Regions from separate parts of the Homo sapiens genome. Here region 2 is linked to region 1. The links are chromatin loops, found by intact Hi-C in ENCODE. Cell type or tissue: A673. All regions are shown on one strand. Each heading gives the region's core, and the rest is flanking DNA. Links, peaks and the distances in the headings are about the cores only.

Evidence for each region. Peaks named below come from ENCODE experiments on the same cell type or tissue, not always from the same donor. Only the 100,000 strongest peaks of a DNase experiment are listed, where the experiment ranks them.
Region 2: it touches region 1 in a loop (5-fold over the local background); 5 of 110 quality-filtered maps call a loop at or near these places.

Annotation. Positions count from the first base shown.
Region 1 is chr7:136,403,096-136,409,731 of GRCh38, forward strand. It overlaps LOC105375523 (a long non-coding RNA gene), which reads left to right. Exons shown (of 6, transcript NR_187964.1): 5 at 2,175-2,221. Among named protein-coding and RNA genes, the nearest start is that of MTPN, 430 kb to the left of the region's middle. In A673, for the core only: a CTCF peak has its summit at 3,283 (motif pointing right); a DNase peak (open chromatin) is centred at 3,296; H3K4me3 peaks cover 436 bases; H3K27ac peaks cover 1,713 bases.
Region 2 is chr7:136,684,911-136,691,546 of GRCh38, forward strand. No RefSeq gene overlaps it. Among named protein-coding and RNA genes, the nearest start is that of CHRM2, 180 kb to the right of the region's middle. In A673, for the core only: a CTCF peak has its summit at 3,015 (motif pointing left); a DNase peak (open chromatin) is centred at 2,991.

The DNA of each region.
Region 1 (6,636 bases), core at 1,936-4,435:
TGCTCTTGCCCCTGAAGACCTTCCAGTGGGACAAGACGTGGAGGTGGAAGATGGTGATATTGATGATCCTGACCCCGTGTAGACCTAGGCTAATGTGTGTGTTTGTGTCTTATTTTTAAGAAAAGTTTTAAAAGTAAAATAATGAAAAGAAAAAAATTTTAAAAATAGAAAAAAGCTTATAGAACACAGATATAAAGAAAAAAATATATTTGTGTACCTGTACAATGTATTTGTGTTTTAAACTGTTACCAAAAAAGAGTCAAAATGCTAAATAAAAAAAAGTTTGTAAAGTAAAAACATTACAGTAACCTATGGTTAATTTATTATAGAAAAAAAATATTTTTATATAAATTTAGTGTAGCCTACTTGTACAGTGTTTATAAGATCTACTTTAGCATACAGTAATGTCCTAGGCCTTTACATTCACTCACCACTCACTCACCACTCACCCAGAGCAGCTTCCAGTCCTGTAAGCTGTATTCATGGTAATTGCCCTATACAAGTGTACCATTTTTTTCTTTTATACTGTGTTTTTACTTTACCTTTTCTATGTTTAGATACACAAATGCTTTTCATGTGTTACAACTGCCTACAGTACTCAGTATACATACACAGTACTCAGTACGCTATAATGCTGTACAGGTGCTAGGAGAAATGGGCTATACCAAATAGCCTAGGGGTGAGCAGGCTGTACCATCTCGGTTTGTGTAAATATACTCTGTGAGGTCCACACAACGATGCATTTCTCAGAACGCATCCCCATTTTTAAGTGATACATGACTGTACTAGGTTTACTATTCACATAAGAGGCCAGCAGGCAGGAAAGAAAGAGCCAAGTCTTTCTGAAGAGTTATCTTGGAGAAGTGCAGAGTGGCCTTCTCATCCACATAATTCATTTTTTCATTCGGCAAACACTAACTGAGCATTTAGTGCCAGGCACTTGTTGTACAGTAGCAAAAACTTTACCTGCAACAAAGCTTATCATCTGTTAGAAAATACAAATATTAAAGAAATAATCAAAGAAATAAATGTATACCTAAAATATCATAAGGGCCATGAAGGAAAGTTCATGGTGTTATGCAAGAGTAGAAGGGGTCTTGATTTGGCTGATAGGCATTTCAGGAAGGCAATCCAATGTCTCTGGGAAGCTAGAACTTTTGTGTGGCTCACAGCAGAGAAGTTCTCTAGTCTCTAGTGTCTCCTTGAGGTTTAGGGTATCATCAGAACATATAAGCCAGGATATGGGGCTCCTGGAGGGGGTGGGCTGACCACTTCTTCTTCCCACTCCCACCGAAATGCACTTTCTTCTGCCCTCTGTTTCAGACTCTCAAATCAGCCCATTATTACACCCCACCTTCCCATTCCAGCATCACTGCCTGCTCCTTGCCCTCCCTCCTCATCCTTTTTCCTTGCTAAAGTTTAAGCATGGCTTTTCTTTCTGACTGTTACCATAGATCCTAACCCAGAAGGCTCACCTACTTTGTTTGGTTATACTGGAATATTAATTGCATAGTTTCAAAGAGAAAAAATAACACTCTATTTCATAAATACTGAAGATACTTTTTAATTTAAAAGGTGTTCTCAAAAACGTGTGATAAGAGAGGAAAGGGGAGGGTGTATTGTGTAGACTAAGATGATACACAAACACATCTGGGGAAACAAGAGGAATGCTTTGCAATAATAGTCAGCTGCTCTCTGTGTGCAGCAAGGTTTGTGTGCTTCTTGGAGAAAGTATTGGGAAGAAAGAAGGCGAGTACGTTTATATTTAGAGTGAGGTAGTTAATCTTGTCTGTTTCACACATATTACTCATTGCTTTTGAATTAGTTTGAGATAATGTTTTTATCTCAGTAAGGATAATTTTGGTGATTTACTGTTAACATATAGGACAATGAAAATAAAAAGATAAAAGGCTAGATAATCCCATTACTCTTAAATAGTCAATTATAAATGTTAGGTTCTTTTACCATAGAGATATTAAGCAACTTGTAGAGAAGCTCTTTGGGAAATAATTTCATCTTAAATAAGACTACTATCAAAATAGCTATCTTTTCCATTTGTTAACATCTAACCTACTTTTATCTTTATATTTAATGAGGATTTCTTATAGGTAGGTGGCATTATCTTCTTATTAAGTTATTTAACTATTAACTATTAACTTTTGTTTTTATTTAAGTTCAGGAACTTTGCAGATCTCTTATTAACTCTTCAGTTAATAATGAGGTAAGTCTTAAGTAAATATTCAAATTTTATCTAAGTTTTTTTTCACTTAATAGTGCCATCGTGAGTTCAGAGAAGACATTGAATAAGGATGAGAGGTGATTGATAAAGGGAGAAATGTGGAAGAATAATTTTTTATTCAAATACATAAAATTTTACCTATTTAGAGATTTTTTTAAGTTTATCTTCTGCATTTTTAAAAACTTTTAATTGATTATTTTAATGGACACATTGTATTTGTATATATTTATGGGGTACAACTTGGTATCTTGATATATGTCGTATGATGATCAAATAAGGATAGTTATTGTATTCATCACCTCATGTACTTCTGATGAAGACACCGAAAGCAATTGGGACAAAAGCAAAATTGGCAAATGGGATCTAATTAAACTAAAGAGCTTCTACACAGCAAAAGAAACTATCAACAGAGTAAGCGGACAACCTACAGAATGGGAGAAAATTTTTGCAAACTGCATCCAACAAAGGTCTACTATCCAGCGGGAGGGATCACAGAAAATAACTTGTGGGTACTAGGTGTAATACCTGGGTGATGAAATAATTTGTACTGCAAATCCCCGTGACACGAGTTTACCTATATAACAAACCTGCACATGCACTCCTGAACTTAAAAGTTAAAAAAAAAAAAAGAGAGAGAGAGAAAATGGTTTAGGCATTCAAAAAACTAATAGGTATTTTAAGAATGTAACTAATAATAGAAATTGGTAGGTAGCAAGCACTTACATTTCACAAAGCATATGTGGATGCATTACTCCATTTAAAGAACAAAGCCCGGCGTGGGGAGACACTCATATAATGGAAACACTGGAACTCTGAGATTGATCCGGACCCACAAAGCTCCCTAATGGCCAACCTAGGATACACTCAGACTTGGGACTGTTTAGCTCCACGTCTCGTGGTCTTTATATGTGTCACAGTTAAGAATCAGACCGTGACAGACACAAATCATGTGAAACGGCGTCCCTCTCTCTCTCACCCATTGATCCCCCGCAGTTGTAGATGTGATTCTGCTTCCTAGTAAAAGAAACTTGCAATAAGAGTATGTGTCCACTAGAGGGCCGAACTCAGAATTCGCCGTTCTGCTGTAGAGCCCAAGTAGACAATGCCATCAAATGCTCCAGGCTCTCTTTCATCAGCTTTGTACCACCTGATTCAAACGCTAAAGCCCTGGGCATAGAGTGCAATGAAAAACACTCTTAATTCCAAGTAGAAAAAATAAAAGTTGTATTTTTCCCTGCTTGTCGATGCCTTCCGTGTGAAGTATGTTGTAAACTGTGACACCCCATGGAGCGTGGTGTCTCACTATTAAGCGAAGCCTTTTCCTGTTTCTGATGTTTGCTGGGTTGGCAGGAAGAAAAATATCAGTTCTATTTTTTAACCATACTATTTCTGTTGCCCTAACAGACTCCAGGTAAATTAATTTACTTTGAATGAGTCATTAGTTCCCATTTGCTAGAGTTCATGAAAATGAAAGCATGAAACAACATTTTATAGAAATTCCCTGAGGCACAGAACACCAAACCTGGGAAAGACGTTAGAGTCCAAATTCCTTATTTTATAGACAATAGAACCAAGTTTGAGAGCAGGGTTGCCCTTAATTACCCAGCTCACCTAAATCAGAGGCTGACCCAGAACCCAGGTCTCCTGTTTGCATGGTTCCATCCTACCCAGATTTTTTTTTTTTTAACACTGGTCCATAGAATCCTTTGGTGGCCTGACTCTCATGTTAATAAAGCCTGATCAGAGATTCTTGATTAAGTATATTGTTCACATATATTTTAATTTCCATTAGGAAATACTATTGTACCACATCAGTCAGTCCACTGCTAGAGAAGACTGGGGGGATCTTGCATCCTTATGCCAGTTAGGTCTCCTTGCACACAATTCCTGTGAGCATCCTAGAGATCCATGCCTCCTCATTCCTGGATTTGCAGAGATGGAGAGCTCACAGTTTTGAGGTTACCTAATTCTGTTGATTGAGTAATGTTGATTAAGGATTCCCACCTTACTTTTGTTGGAGGAGAGAGAAAAGTTTGGGAAATGGGATTGGGGGTAGGAAGTAGGGAGAATAATTTAAGATTGCTGTCCTTTCTTGTCTGATGATGAAGAAGTACAGAAGGACTGGGTGATTCATCTGAGATTCTGAAATTAGATGTCAGAATAGGCATTATATAATGCGATAGAAGGCTCGTTAGACTAGTAGTCAAATACGGTAAGTACTGACTCCATGATATAAGGGGCTGCTCAAATCTGAGAGTCACCTAAACACCTTCTTTCTTCAAATCTCTAATTCCTCCCTAAGTATTGTCTAAATAGCCCCTCAATATATTCCTCTCAACTCTGTCCTATCACTTTTGCTTTTTTCATCCAGATATGCCCAGCACCCTCCAGTTTGTCCCCAGTATTGCAGTTTTCTGGACCTTCCCCAGAAGCAAATACAATCTTGCATCTTTTCTGATTAAAATCCTTTACTGGCTCCCCCACTGTCCATACTGATAGCTATTCAATTGCACTTTGGAGATGAACAACTCCATTTTTGGAGCCAGAATATGTCCTTTTCCTTTCCCACTAATTTGCTTCCTCACCTAGGAGACTCCCTGTCTAGCTTGTCCTTTCTTCCTTGCTGAAATTAAATTTCTATATGATAAAAGAGGCTGGAAGCTGAGGAAGGTTTTGCAGGAATTGCCCCAGCCATAGCTACATGCGGCAACAAGATGCATGATATTTTAAGTTATGAGTAGCAGAAGCCTGTACATAATCAGAAAGATTCTAACATATTATACCTCTAAGAAAAAAATAATATGCACACATGAATGTACATATATCTCTGGACAGAGCAGCCACTAGGCTCCTGATGTGACTTGCTCTACATTCCTCTCCCCCTGGGGAACCACACAAGTGTTTTGCAACCTCCTTTCTCACCTCTGCCTACCATGCTGTGTTGCCTCTGAACATTTATATTCCACCTCCTTCTTTTATTTGTGGTAATTTTATACATGACAGCTACTAACTAACTAAGGGAAAATGATAGAGGGTCCTATTTAAAAAACAAATGCAAGCCTGTTAGTAGAAGCATAATCCCTGTAAATAGTATAGCTTTCTCAGCTAAAAATTTAAAGCAGGAGGGTTTTTTTAAAGTATAGGAAACTGGGGCTTCATTTCATCTCAGATTCCTCATGAATACATCTTGGAGATTCATGTAGCTATATTTTTAAACTCATATCCAGAGGCACACCCCCTTCACCAACATATATAAAAGATGATGAGGGGATTTTTCTTATCTTTACGTAAGAGCAGGAGTCTGTACCAAGTTTGCGAGGTCATTCAGTAACAAATTTACTCAGCATGTATTCCTTCCATAGCTCCCAGAGATCAGGTACCTTGCTAGCTCTTATGGTTGGAGATACACAGATGATGGAGTCTTGTCCTCCATCCCCTCACACTGAGAGGAGGCAGGGAATCTGACATGTAAACAAATGTGCACATGACTTGCTATATGCTATAATAGAAATGCTTGCCAAGTACTACATGAATAGAGCAAAGGAAATCCTAATGATTCAGGTGGCCACTGAAGTCGACTTCCTGGAGAAGATGATACTACACTGACAGAGACTCAAATATGAAAGAGGCAGAAATGTCACTCAGAAAGGGGCAGCATGAGCAGAAGTACTGGTTTACTTTATCCTGGTATATGTAGTATTGTGGATCATATTAGTGTGGTCTGATCGATTATAGTTTCTTAAGGGGAGATTTTTAGCCAAGAACCACTTATGCACTTCAGAAAGTTGAGCAGTTATACAAACAATTTCTTTAACATTACCTTCTTCATATGCCCTTTGAAAAAATATTTATTAGCCTCTTTTAATTACAATATTAGTGTTTTATGTTAACTCCAAGTAAGTATAGGGTGTCAGGAGATATTGCTCTATCTAATTAGGTAATATATCATTGTAATCATATCCATGGTATGACATCCAGATCATTTCCAGTTGAGAGAAGTGAGAGGAATCCTACCTTAAAATTATGAGGGGAAGTCTACCTTAATGGTATGGATGCTGGACAGCTGCCTTGTATAACCTCTGGTCTAAGTTAGAAATATGAAAGGAAACAAGCCTAGTGAAACTTAAATATCCCATGGATTTATTTTCATCCTCATTGGTGATAAAACACCCAAACTAATGTTTCTCTGTGATAAGGATCTTGAGCATATCCTTATGCTCAAGTGTGAAGCCAAGAAAACAAGAAAACTCCGTAAGTCAGTCAATTCAAAAAGCATTTCAGTGTTGAAACTCCCTAAAACGTGTTTATTCATGTCCAAGCAGAGGAAGACATATGCTTTTGGAGAATTATTGGTGAAATACTGTGACCTAAACCTTGGTTTGTGACTTGCAACCCAG
Region 2 (6,636 bases), core at 1,761-4,260, 280 kb after region 1:
CAGAATTGAGAAGCTATGAAATATTTTAGTCTTTTTGTTATTATTCTATTTCTTGTCATCTTTTTATCCTTAGATACAACTATTGTTTTTTTTCCACAAGTCAAAAGGCTAAATAGTTTTTAACAGTTCTGAAAAATTACCTGAGAATATTAAATATGTTTTTAAAAACTCTTCCTGAATCAGTGTGAACCCTACTTATTATATGCTAGTACAATGATCATAGAGAAATTCTATCAGATATATAGAAGAATTAAGCTCAGAGTTACAATATTATATAATGAAAGGGACTTCAGAGATTATCTAAGTCAGTAGTCTCACTTAACACATAAAAATAAAATACAGTGTAAGAGGTGACTTGTCAATTGTAAAGACTTTGAGCAGAAAATATCAACTGAATTGTTACAGTACCACTACCATTTAGAGTATTATTATTGCTTTTTATTTTTAGTATTGCTAATGTTGAAAAAGCTAAGCATTCCCCCACTGAAAATTATTAGTGCTGATATTTCTGTAGGTAGATCCTGATGGGAGATTATTTTTTTCTCTCCCAAAGAGTAGCCAGGCACTTATCCATAAAATTGTCTAATATAATAATTATAGGCCAGCTACATATATGCCTCTTTTTTGTTGTTATAAACTGCTATTTGCATGTGCGTCAGTGGCAGAGTTTTTAGTGATTAGGCTGTTGTTTTTTCTCATCTTAGATCAGGGCACAGACTATTTGCTCATTCCGGAGGAGTGAAGCAGCTGACAGATCAGATGCAGCCAGCAGCTCTCTGTCAGCCTGAAGATGAAGGGGATACTTGCTGGCAGGATAGGGGCTCCAGCAGCTGTTTCAGCTGCTATTCACTCCGGAGTTCAGGGCATGTGTCTCACATTACCTGTCTTTCAAAGAAGTCATCTTCCTACGTGGAAAGAAGATCCATAAATCCTAAAGAACACAAAGGTGAAAGAGAGCAGTACACATTATACATGTGCTTCATTCTTCAATCTATGCCAGAGTAAGAGCCTCACTCATTGATTTCACCCATTCCCCGGGCACATCCAAATTGCTTGAGTTTCAGCTACTCCCAGTTATGCCAGACAGAACCGCAACACATCTGCTGTAATATCTTGCAGCACTGAAGTTGGTGTGTAATAGCAGAAAGGACACCAGACCAGAATCTAAATTATCTGGGTTACAGTCTCGGCTCTGTGATGGATTAGCTATGTCACCTTGGGCAAACACTTTCTGTCTAGACCTCAGTTTTTTTAAATACCCAAATCAGATGGTTGCTCAGATGATTGCTGAAGTGCATTTTAGCTCTGATTCTGTGATTTCTAAATGAGTGATTACAGTAACAGCTACAATGCATTGGACATACACTTTGGACTAGACATTAGACAAAGTCTTTTATATGGATTAAAATACTCCTCAAAACAGACCTTTGATGAACTAAGTGATATCATTTGTTCATCAGTGGAGATGAACAAAAGGAGAAAAGTAATGCTGTGTGACTTCCTCAGGGTTCCAGTTAGTATGGAGAGAGGTGATATTCAAGCCTATTTCTATTTGATATGAGAGTTAGAGCATTAATATGCAGGTGATATAAAAATAAAACCCTGTGGGACTAGGCTTCAAGGGACCCAGGTTGTCCTATAATTCCCTGTATTTAGAATTTCCACAGGATTGAGGTTTTTACCTGAATGTCTGGTATCAAGTGTCTCCCTCCTCCCACAGCAAAATGAAATTCAGCATAGTCTCCTTGGAAATTTAGAGGCAATTTTATAATTTCCTTTGGAGATTTATGTAAAAAGAAAATAGCTTTTATTTTTTCTGTGAATGTCTCAGTTTGGAATGCTACTCATACATTAACAGAGAAGGTGACAGGTCTTATTGTTAGATACATTTGCACATTTATAATCTGTTAGAAGTTAATCTTTGTTGAATTTTTAAGTATATTATTGGAAGCATAAAGTATATGAGATATTAGAATAAATATTTTAAAATAACAATTGTTAGCATTTTTGAAGAAAAAATGCCAAGAGATACTTTTATTTCTCATGTTTTTGCTTTCTGCTAAGAGAAAAATAAAGAAGTCAGAGTTGTTGGGAAAAAAATAAATAACAGGAGGTTCTAGTGGCTGATCCTTGAGGGATCTTTCTTAGTGGTCATAGACAGTTTACATCAACTCACTATTAGCTTCTCCATTTGCAAAAAGGGTAAATGATACCTACCTCACAAGTATGAAGATACAATAATATATGAACTCATTAAGTACCCTCAGCTATGTTACTAAAACAAATTTATGCCTAGTGTTCTGTTATTGGAATGCTAAGCATGTGAGAGTTATTTGTATCCTGCTGCTCAAGGTCATTGCCAATGTCTGATTTTTCACTCATGCAAAAATTTAAAAATTGCAACCTCAGGCATGAATGGGTTAACCTTCTCATGAGACTCCATATTACTAGTATCTCTTCTGTGTTATTCATTGAGGTCAGAATGATCATTATGATATTATATTACTTCTCAGCTTAAAACTTTTAATTATTCCTCTTTGTCAAGGAAATCAGTCTCCAGTTGTTGAGCCTGGCATACAAAATCTGTCCTGATCCAACTGGAGTTCCTCTTTCCTGTCTTGCATGTCCTTATGTGATAACCTGGCTTTCCCCTTCCTTGCTGCCTCACCAAGGGCCATAAATAGTCAAATTGAGCTTTCACTGTGGCTGATTCAGGCTAGAATCCAAGATCTCATCTCTAGTTTTGGATGAAGTATTCCATTGACCCGGAATTCTCCTCCTCTCTTTCTAACTGACATGCTGTCCTCATCTTTCAAGACCATATCAAATGTTCACTTTTCCTAAGGGCCTTCCCAGACACTGCCTCCCCAGCTAGCCCTTTTTTACTCTCCACTCTTAAGGCACGTGGTGTTGGGTCACCTACCATATGGCGTTCCAAACATTGGTCTACTCCATAAGCCTGTAAAATCCAGAACTGCATCTCTTCCTTCCTATATTGTCTCTTGCCCCCTGGTGGAGTGGACATAAATTGCAACAAACAACCCATCAAAATCATGTTAAAGTTCATTTTATCCAGAATCTTCAGAAGCTATCTTAAAGATTTTTCCAGAGTTTAGACATCTTTCATTCAAAATAGCACAACCATTTTAAAAAGTTGGACCTATAAGATAGAAATAACCAAATAAATTAGTTTTTTTTAGAACATGTATCTTGGCCCTTTGTAGAATATAAATGTATCATGTGAATGCAGCTGAAGAATGTCATGCATATAGTCATGACTTCATATGGACAAAAACAATTAATTCACATGAAAATAGAAAAATATTACATAAAACTCAAAATGTATAGTGACTTAAACATAACACAGGCATTTTCCTAACTCTCCTCTGAAAATCAGAATTTTTAACACACTTCTCCAAATTGACCATGTTATAATTTGATAGAAAATAATTTATCAGGAAACCTAGGTTGAACTTCAGCCAGGCATGTGGATTTTGACACAACTAGAAAAACTTAAGTTGAGAATGGTGTAGTAGCTCTTCTGAACAGATAATCTACATCTTCTACTTGCTTCTGTTATACCTCAGATTTTCATTTTTTTTTTTTACCAGCCTGTACATATTGAGTAATTTCCATTTGTAACAAGTGATCTTCATTCCATAAAAGTTATGGTATTCTTTCAACACAATCTAACCTTTGACAATATTTTTTTATCGTGGGTCACAGTCAGTTGCCTGCTCATGCTGCACAGATTGGACCAATGCAACATTAGCACCTGGTCACTCACAGCCTGGCACATGCCACTATTATCAAAGGTGAAATGTTACTACAGAATATGCTTCCACTGTTTACCATGGAATGTCTTTACATAAACATGATCATTCAAAAAGTATTTAGAACAGTTCTATTGCTTAGACATCTTCATATTTCCCTGCAAGCAAGGTTTAGAAATACTCTGTGTTGCCTAGTGCCATTGTTTCCATATCTTTAAAGATCATGATATTATCAGTAATCATGGGACGAATTTTAGCATTCATATTTGGAAAGCAGAAAAAAGTAATTCTGAGGAGTGATTAGATGAGCTGTGATCTCTGAGAGTGTATTTGAATAATATAACCAGAACCAAATGCCTTGACCCCTGCGTCTTTAATGTAGATGCCTAAACTGAGTGACTCTGATTCTTGTGCATAACTTTCATAGCATAACCTTTCTCCTTTGGCCCAGCCAAGTGTGTGGGCTACATCAAAAATTGTTTGCTATTTTCCATTTCACCCTTTATCTCTGTCACCATTGCTTCAAGTTCTTTTCAGCAGTTCAGTATCTGTTATCTTGTCATATTTCAAGTATCTTCTTACTGGGCTTTCTTCTTGCAAACTAACTGGCTACTCCTATACAATTATCTATTTTTATGCCTGGGTGGTCTTTCCATAGTGTAAACCTAACCATGGCAGTGTCCTAAAACCTTGAGGGGCCATATTCTTTTCTCTTTCTTTCTTTTTCCTTTTTTTTTTTTTTTTTTTTTTTTTTGAGACAGAGTCTCGCATTGTCGCCCAGGCTGGAGTGCTGTGGCATAATCTCAGCTCAATTCAACCTCTGCTTCCCGGGTTCAAGCAATTCTCCTCCCTCAGCCTCCCAAGTAGTGGGGAATACAGGTGCCCACCACTATGCCCAGCTAATTTTTTGTATTTTCAGTAGAGACAGGGGTTTCACCATGTTGGCCAGGCTGGCCTTGAACTCCTGACCTCATGATTTGCCTGCCTCAGCCTCCCAAAGTGCTGGGATTACAGGCATGAGCCACCGCGCCTGGCCGAGGGGTCATATTCTTTAGAACAGTGAAATTGATTAACCGATCTAATTCTCCAGCTTCAGCTCTAACCATTGCCTACACCTAGGAAGCATCATTTCAGCAGTGCTTGTCAAAGAAAACCAGAACTGGAAGGTCATTAAAGTGGTGAAAAACAAAATTCTTTCAAGATTATTGCAATAGGGGAGAAGAGTATAGGACTGGGCTCAATTTAGAATACAAGTGAGCAAGTGGGGATTTATAGCCCAGGAGCATTGTGGGGCTAGTATGAAAAATTACTAAGAGAAAACATCAAAAACATCAACAACATAATGGAGATTCTGGCTAAACTGATCTAACAAGATTCTTGCTGAAGGCAGGCCAAGGGGATCAGACATCCCCTGAGGGATGGTGGAGGATGAGGAACCTGATTAGGTATTGAGGGTGATGGGATATGAAGGGTGGGGTGTTCTGGTTGAATTGGCTTAGCAGAATTTTTGCCAAAATTAGACAACACAGACAAAAACATGGGAGTCTAAAAGTTGAAGCCTAGTTGAAACATTCAGGAAGCCTGAGTAGAGTTTGGTCAAGGAGAGAATCTTTGTCAGCTTCACTCTTGCAGTTACTCTATTGAATGCATCAGTGTGTTTCAAAGGCTGATCACCTGGTATTTTTGTCTCTGAAATAATTTCTCCGTCATCTCCTTGATGCATCCTTAAAGAGTCAACTTGGCCGGGCGCGGTGGCTCACGCCTGTAATCCCAGCACTTTGGGAGGCCAAGGAAGGCGGATCACGAGGTCAGGAGATGGAGACCACCCTGGCTAACATGGTGAAACCCCGTCTCTACTAAAAATACAAAAAATTAGCTGGGCGTGGTGGCGGGCGCCTGAAGTCCCAGCTACTCGGGAGACTGAGGCAGGAGAATGGCGTGAACCCAGAAGGTGGAGTTTACAGTGAGCCGAGATAGCCCCACTGCAGTCCGGCCTGGGCGACAGAGCAAGACTGCGTCTCAAAAAAAAAAAAAAAAAGGAGTCAACTTAAGAATGTGAAAATTTTGTTTTAATCCTCCAACCACATGCTCCTGTGACAGAACTGATCAGTTCTTCTATATCTTCACTGTACTTTCTGAATATCTGTATTCATATATTTATGTAAGACACTGAAATTATTTATTGTTCTTTATCCTCTCTGATGTCAATAACTTATCCTGTAAATTGGAAGAAATAAATTGAACTTTGATATTTTAAACAAATAAATCAAATCTGTATATACAACATTTTTACATTTGACATAAAATAATGTTTTTAAGTTTGTTTTGTGTTTTGCTTCTAAGTTATTAAAGTATCCAAATAGAGGTTTATTTGATTAGCATAAATTCGACAAAATCACATATCTATGGTGACATTTCAGAATATCCAATTTTAAAAATATTCTCTGCATAGTACAAGTGTCTATTGAAAATCAGTTACTCTGTTAACTATAATTAAAATCTCTCCTTTACAGGGGTAGAATGTATGCTTAATTTTCCTAATATCTGTCTGATTGGATACTACTGGCAGTAATTATTTTTGTCTCTACAGTTGTTGACAGAGATGCTGCAGGGATGTATCAGCTGAGCCATTCCCTTGTTTATTTGTTCTAGCATTATTAAATTATGGCCAAACCACAGATTCCTTACAGAAACTTTTTTAGCACTCTTCTGATTTTACAAGGGCGAATTAAAGTCCGCTAGATGATATGATATGTAAATCCACTGAAACAGACATACATAAACTTCAGTGTCTCAATACAGTGAGAGCAAGTAAGTGAGCATACCGCTCTCAATGTCTGCTCGTTGTTGCTTGTCAGCTTCC